3 separate regions of the Mus musculus genome follow, and regions 2 and 3 are each linked to region 1. A link is a loop called in an ENCODE intact Hi-C map of the cell type or tissue named here. Cell type or tissue: heart. All regions are shown on one strand.

Region 1 (2,500 bases):
CCAGACGCAGAACTTCAGAAGCCAGAAGGCAAGGTTAGTACATTTAGAGACTTTCCCGTAACTATGGACTTTGATGGATTAGGTTTTTGTTATAGTTTTGGCAGATGGCGCTGTCTACATGCTGAGTTTTACAGCCTGAATAGTATTTTTGTCCAGGAGTCAGCTATGCTAAGGTCTCAGAGCCTACTAAGGTCTGGGGCTCTCTTCTGGCTGTACAGAGCACTGCAGGAAGCTGAACGCTTCGTGTTTCTTAAATCCTATGAACCATTTACATCACTAGTGTATCGTCAAATTGAGCATTCTGGTACAGCACACAGTAATTTTCAAGTTCATTTTGAAATCGAACCAACATGTTGGACTTCCATTGTAATAGGAAGAAACCACAAACTATATGAATTGACAAGAGACAAAAGTTATGTTGTGTGTTGCCAATAATGCTTAGAAATAATTTGAATTTGAAATGAAAAAAATCACTTACTAAAATTGAAATGTGTTTTGTTTTGTTTTTTTGAGTCGGGATTTCTCTGTGTAGTCCTGGCTGTCCTGGAACTCACTCTGTAGACCAGGCTGGCCTCAAACTCAGAAATCCGCCTGCCTCTGCCTCTCGAGTGCTGGGATTAAAGGCGTGCGCCCCCACTGCCTGGCGAGATAATTTTTTTAAATCTTCAAAAATGAACAAATTCAAACTGAATGTGGTGGCGCATGCCTTTAATCCCAGCACTCCAGAGTCAGGAAAAAAAAAAAAGCGTTTGAGGCCAGCCTGGTCAACAGAATAGTGAATTCCAGGACAGCCAGAACGACACAGTAAAATCTGTCTCAAAAAAAAAAGGGGGGGGGGGGGGGAGACATACTCAGGAGTCAAACAAAATCTAAATAAATTTAAACAATCCCTGCCCAGAGTTGATACATTACACATTATTAAGATGAATTTTTCAACATAAACTAAATATCACTATAATCTCAATAAAGTTCCGTGAAAATGTTTCTATTTGTAGAGTGAAAGACATAAAGGCTTCAAACCTACAGGAATCTGCTTGTCTTCTACATTCCAAGTGCTGAGATTAAAGGTATGCACCACCAGGCCTGGCTCTGAATAACTTACTCCTAACAAATAAAATAATGAAGTGTCATTTGGAGGACTGTCTTATACAGAAACTGTACCTGTAGCCTCTATTTGTGCATTCTTTCTTCCTCTTTATCATTTGGCCTGAAGGAAGCCAAATGCCATTTTGCAGATTGGGCTGTAGAGGGCGCCATGGGAATAGTCTTGGAAACTAAGATCCGGCTCAAGTGGAGCTTGAGATGACTGTAGCCCTGAATATGGTGTTAATAAAATGGTAATTAAGTTTTATTTTTATCTTTTTGCCTGAGACAGGGTTTCTCTATATAGCCCTGGATATCCTAGAACTCATTGCATGTATCAAACTGGTTTTACCTCACAGAAATCTGCCAACCTCTGCCTCCTGAGTGTTGGGTTAAAGGTGTGTACCACCGTGCTCTGCAGGAAATTGAACTCTAAGCTAAAGAAGCTCTTGAATAAATCACAAACAGAAATAATAATTTGAATTTTGTATAACCTATAAAAATCCTTTTATAGCCAGGCATAGCTATCAGACCTCTGAGTTCCAGGCCAGCCTGATCTACACAGTGAGTTCCAGAACTACTCAGAGCTGCACAGAGAAATCCTATTTCCAAAACCCTAAATAAATGAACATCCTCTTATGATACTAATAAATTTTCATGAACAGAACTCCCCATGCTGTCCGATAATAACTGTCTATTGAGCTTCTAATTCATTCTGTGGGTCCAAACTGCATCTCTATGATCATTCCTCTGGAATTAATACCCAGAACGGCATTCACTTTATAGAGAATGCTGCAGGGGTGCCCTCTTGTGACAAGCTCCTTGTATACATGTGTCTGTACATAGTTTTCAGGAGCATGGAAAACCATCTGAAATCAAATCAAACATAGAATGTCCTGCATTACTAAACCATTTTGTACCAGAACTTTTAAGGAAAGGAAGGGTCCCAGAGGGCTTGAAGCTATAACGGATGGTATGAATAATTCACACTAATATGGTCCTCCGTAATTATGCTGATGGCTCTAACAACACCAGAGTGAAATGGAGGCTGAACACTGCTTAAATGGGTAGCAAAGGTGCTCCTTTCCTACTCTGAATACAGACGGATTCCCAGGAAGGAGGAAGCCTTCCACCAAGGAAGTCACCTGAGCTGTGCTTCGCTATGTTCCCACGCTGAAGGTCTCACTAGAGGAGGTGTCTGTGTTTCAAAGGTCAATGGGTTCCATTCTAAAGTATTATGTCAATTACACTTATGTTAAACAATTAATAACTGGTGCAAGAGAAAGGGCTTAGTGATTAAGAACACTGGCTTCCCTCACCGAAGACCTGGGGTTCAATTGCCATAATGCATGTGATACAACCAACCATCCTCAACTCCAGTCCCAGGGGACCCAGTGCCATCTTCTTTTTTTTTGTT
Region 2 (2,500 bases), 1.5 Mb after region 1:
TCCTATTCCTCCAGGAGAGGATCCTGGATAAAGAAACTGGATAAAGGTCCTTCCTAAATGCCAGTGAAAGTGCCAGCTCTCTGCTGTGAGGGCAGCCATGGCCTTTATTAAGCTGACCCATGAGTAAACTTATTGTCTAGAACAGTGTCTCTGTTCATAAAACATAAAGAAATGCAAAAGATCACTCAGACCACCCACTAAATATGTCTAGATTCAGAACTGCAGCACATTCCACTGTAATTTTAAGCCCAGATCCATGTGATGGTGCCCTCAGACAGTCCCATCTTAGACCCACCATGGGTTAGTGCCAAAGACCTATGTCTGTTTGTCTATCTTCCTGGTGAAGGTGCCACAGTGTCCCAGGCTAGGTAGGTAACTATGTATGTGAACCACCACGCTCACCATACAGAATTAAGGGTATCACCATGTTTTAGGTCACATGTTCACTGACTAGAAAATTTTCATTTCTTTTTTATTCTATTCTATAAGTTACAGAGCCTCATGGAAGAGCCCAAGGACTCCAGAGGAAGCTCAAAAAAGACACTTCTAGTGGTGCAAGGTGAAAATTTTTTTCCAATAAAACTAAAATACTATGTTTAAAATTCTTGTTCTTTCATAAGTGTGGGGTTTTCTAGAAGCTACATGGACATGTGATTTGACACTGGAGATAAACACACAACAATACATATGAACTGTCATCTTTCAAGCTATATATTAGAGATACTAAAATCAAAAATTATGTATTCCTGAATTTTTCATTTAGAAAAGTTATTTTAATAAACATAGGTACTATGTACAACGTATAGTAGTTTTAATAAATTAATTTTAAATATTTTTACATTTCTTAATTTTAATTAGTGGTAATGTTAAGAGACATCATGCAAAAAAAGCCTTCTAATGTTCTCAATAATTGTTAAAAGATTAGGAATTATTTCAAGACCCAAAAACAGTCTGAAAGCACTCAGGTGATTAAAATTAAACATATTAAAAACTTAATTTTTGGTTTTAACATTCAATCAAATATTAAAGTTCTAGACTACATTTAATAAATGAATTTAATGTCTATCATGTATGTAACAGTATTATATGCCATTATAGAACAGCATTCTTACTTACTTAAATTTTTACCATTGTTAATGATATTAGCCCCAAAATACATAATAGGAAAAGATATGTTTATAAGGTAAAAACAAGTCACCATTTTTCAACTTTACTGGAGTTTCTTCTCTAAGCCTGAGTCTAAGGACTGTGATGACTGCGCCACCTTGTGTTCAATAAAGAAACTGCAGCACCAGTTTCCTTCTGTCTAGAGATGCTTACCTTGTTCTAACAACTGCTGAACGGGATTAAAATCCACAACTCTGAATGACAATTATAACTCTGTCCCTCGGTTCTTCTACTGTCTGTTATGTGCTTTGACGCTTTGTTATCACACATCAACATGGTGCTCCTAATGAACTGATTCTTTGTGTATGTGTGTGAGTGTGAGTGTATGCACGGGTGCATGTAGGTGCACATGTATGTGGACGCCAGAGGTTAACTTCAGCTGTCTCCTCATTATGCTCTAAGACATAATCTAAACTCACCGAATCTAAAGCTCATCAACCTCTGGTCTCCACAGACACACATGGAACAGTGTGCTCATGAGTGTGCATGTGTACGAGCACATGCATATACACATACAAATATGTATAGGTGCATACAACACACATATGGTTCCCTTTAGAGTCTCAGAGACCCTTTTCCTAAGAGCATTCAATCACAAGGCTCTGGATGGGCAGTTATGCCATATACTGGGTGCCCCTGAACGTTTTAACTGCATCACCTTGGTGTTAAATTTCTTGGCAAACACCTGCTTCCTTTCAAAGGGAATGCAACATAAGAATGCTACAAAAGACTTCCATCCCATTAGTTCCCTGTCTTCTGCATCAAATGTAAAAGGTTATACAAGGGAAAATACAGTTCAAAGTGAGAACAACATTATTTATGATCCACTGAGGCAATTTTTGTTACCAAGTCTGAAAGCCCAGGCGTTTCTGAGATGTTTAGTAAATGCCGCTTACCTCTTATGCATATCCAACAATCTTCTTTCTTGTTGTGCTTCTTAAGCTCTTCTTCAGTTACTTCAATTAACCCGCCCTTCAATCCTGTTAAGTCCTTTCCACTCTTGGTCAGTCGGATCCAATCCATAAGACTCCTGCCTTGTTTTAAAGGTACCTAGAGAACGGAAAACAAAAGCTATGTCTGGTTCTAAGTTGGCTGCTTCCCTCTCCTCCTCCGTCAATTTGCCTTTGGACTACTGTATCCATCCTTTATTAGCCTTAAAAAAAAATCCTACACAACAAGATCCCATCTCAAAATAAATAAATAAATAAATAAATAAATAAATAAATAAATAAAGGGTAAAATGACAAAACTACAACCCAACAATTCTACAACTTCTCCCATCTCGTGTGTGTGAAGCTGAGCTACTGCATTAGAAGTTTACTTTATCTGCCAT
Region 3 (2,500 bases), 300 kb after region 1:
CCGTTCTGAAATACTGTATAGTGCTTGACTTAGAAGAAACTCATGATGTGTCTTACCAAGAAAATGTGTATTCATCCAGCTTCAGGCACGACCTTGATGGCATCGGATGAGCTTGATGTCTATGGATCATTGCTATAGATTAAATAAGGTGTTTCCACACTGCAGCAACCAACACTTCCAACCGGAAGGCTCTGGTTGGCCTGTTAATGGCAGCACCAGGAGCAGAGGCTCCTAGGAACTTACTTTGTGTTCAGAGAGCAATGACTCAGTCTTCGCCAACAGTACTTGAGACACTTTCGAGACTGTGAAAGAATTTACCGTTCTTTGAACATTCCCAGGGCTAGTTTGGGTGTGTGCCCGAGGGTGATCTCTTTGGCACATTTTGCCCAACTCCACTATTCGACAGTCACTTTTCATCTTTGAAGTCACAATTAATCGATTGATTTGCTCCTTAGCTTAGGGTGTGCTTCATCAGTAGCTCATGATGGCACATATTCACATGATTAGTTTCATTTGACAGGCGTAATTCTGAGAGGAAACCAAATCTCAACAGGGCAGGATGTGTTGGTGAGGAAGGGAGTGACAGCCTCTTCCATTCTCCTTTGATGAGCAGGTCTGGTGAGGAAAAGGAGAGGGACAACTAGACAAGGTATTCCTGTCTATTTCCTGTCTTCCTCTTTTTAAAAAAAATTTTTAAAAATTGGATAAAAGTTCATTTTCTTCTGTCACTTTTGGAAATGACTGGTTTTTGTAGCTTAAATGTTTGAGTACAAGTTACATTTTATATATATACATATATATACACACACACACACATATATGTATGTATGTATGTATTTATGTATGAATATATACTATATTCACACACACACATATGAATGAACTGGCAACCATGTGATCAAACTGATAAATAATTTATTAAAAATAATTTTATCAGTTGTAAACTGTTTTTCGCTTGCTTTTCTCAAGCCTTAGTAATATTTTGATCACAACTGAAGTGCCCAAGATGAGGGCTTAAAACTATCCCAAAGATTCATGAATACAGCAGGACTGCTAAGAGACTGCCATAGTCCAGTCCAGAGGGCAGACATTAAGCAGCCTTGAAATCTCCCGCCACAAAATCAGGAAACACGTGTCCAGGCTTGTGTTCTCTGAGTTTTCCTTCTAGCTTAGGAAGGTTACCCCAGTGGTGCCTCAATACGAAGCAGTCGACAGGTAACTCTTACTCTTTTTACTAGACATTATCCCCCTCTGCTGGTTTCTTGGTGTATTTGCACGGTGAGCTGAATTTAGCCCAGGGCAGACCTTCCTCTGTCCGGTGCACGCATTGGCACATGGGAGTGCTACAGCGCATGTGTGGATTTCCGAGGACAACTTTAGGAAGTTGTTTGTCTCCTGTATTGTAGGTCGTCGGGCTTGTTCTCAGGTTGTCAGACTTAGTGGCTATGTCTTTACCTGCTGAGCTATCTTGCTGGCCCTGATATTTTAGAAGATTTTAAATTTAATTTTTTGACGAGTTCATAAATGTATTCAGTATCGTGATCATATCCACCTCAGATCCCTGCCTCCGACTCTCCCTGACCCCCAACACACCCTTTCACCTTCACATCTTCTTCTTTAGAGATATTTATCGCTAGTGTATGTGATGAGAGTGTGGACCCAGACCCACAGTGCCCCCCTCCACCCCCAGCCTTGCCCAGTACCCCTGTCTCCCCTCCTTACAACCCCCCCTCCCGTCCCTCCGGCCCCTGTGGAAAACATAAGACAACTTTATGGAGTTAATTCGCTCCTTCACATTTCAATGGGGCTGGGGATTGCATGCAAATCTCTAGGTTTTTGTGGCAAGTGACATTATCCAGTTCACCAGCTTCTCCTCCTCTTTCTCCTCCTCCTTGTTCTCCTTCTTTCTTCTCTTTCCCCCTTCTCCTTCGACTCAGTGAGTGCTGTTGTACACATGCATGAGTGTGGGGCCATCCACCACAGCCCACACCCTTGAAGAAAAATTTCCCTCTTTACCCAGCAGCCATCAATTTCGAGCAGTACCTTAGCTAAGGTCTATTCTTAGCCGTTCTTAGCTAAGAGCACAGCTCTCCTCTTGTTGGAATGTTGATTGGCTGGAGTAGGTGCTGTGCAAATGACCCTAGCTGCCTCATCTGGGAGAGCGAGACAAAGAAAACCTGGGCTTAGTGTCAGGGACTGTGGGGGTGGAGGAGTGACCCCTTCAGGAGGATATACTGAGAGCTAGCTCTCCTTAGTGGAGGGCAGAGTCTGATACTGGGAGCCCAGAGTGAGACTGGGACAGTCACTGTACTGAGGAGAGGAGCAGAAAGACTCTTCTTTAGCGATTAGCCAACTGCATGGCTTTCTTTTTCTTTCCTTTTCAAAATTTAAATTTATTAATTTGTATATTCATTCACTTTACATCCCAATATCAGCTCCCCCTCCTCCCTCTCATGCAGATCCTCCTCCCGGATTCCACCCTCTTTCTCCTTTGCAAGGT

The links. A loop is a pair of places that touch in the nucleus more often than their neighbours do. Peaks named below come from ENCODE experiments on the same cell type or tissue, not always from the same donor. Only the 100,000 strongest peaks of a DNase experiment are listed, where the experiment ranks them.
Region 2: it touches region 1 in a loop (4-fold over the local background); 3 of 42 quality-filtered maps call a loop at or near these places.
Region 3: it touches region 1 in a loop (18-fold over the local background); 39 of 42 quality-filtered maps call a loop at or near these places.

What each region holds. Positions count from the first base shown.
Region 1 is chr9:88,545,117-88,547,616 of GRCm38, reverse strand. No RefSeq gene overlaps it. Among named protein-coding and RNA genes, the nearest start is that of Zfp949, 1.7 kb to the left of the region's middle. In heart, CTCF peaks have their summits at 207, 1,240 (motif pointing right) and 1,910 (motif pointing left); no DNase peak of the experiment used is centred here; H3K4me3 peaks cover 272 bases.
Region 2 is chr9:87,026,664-87,029,163 of GRCm38, reverse strand. It overlaps Cyb5r4 (cytochrome b5 reductase 4), which reads right to left. Exons shown (of 16, transcript NM_024195.2): 2 at 2,064-2,217. Among named protein-coding and RNA genes, the nearest start is that of Cyb5r4, 5.9 kb to the right of the region's middle. In heart, a CTCF peak has its summit at 1,270 (motif pointing left); no DNase peak of the experiment used is centred here.
Region 3 is chr9:88,240,534-88,243,033 of GRCm38, reverse strand. No RefSeq gene overlaps it. Among named protein-coding and RNA genes, the nearest start is that of Gm28231, 18 kb to the left of the region's middle. In heart, a CTCF peak has its summit at 1,260 (motif pointing left); a DNase peak (open chromatin) is centred at 1,273; H3K4me3 peaks cover 1,414 bases; H3K27ac peaks cover 1,480 bases.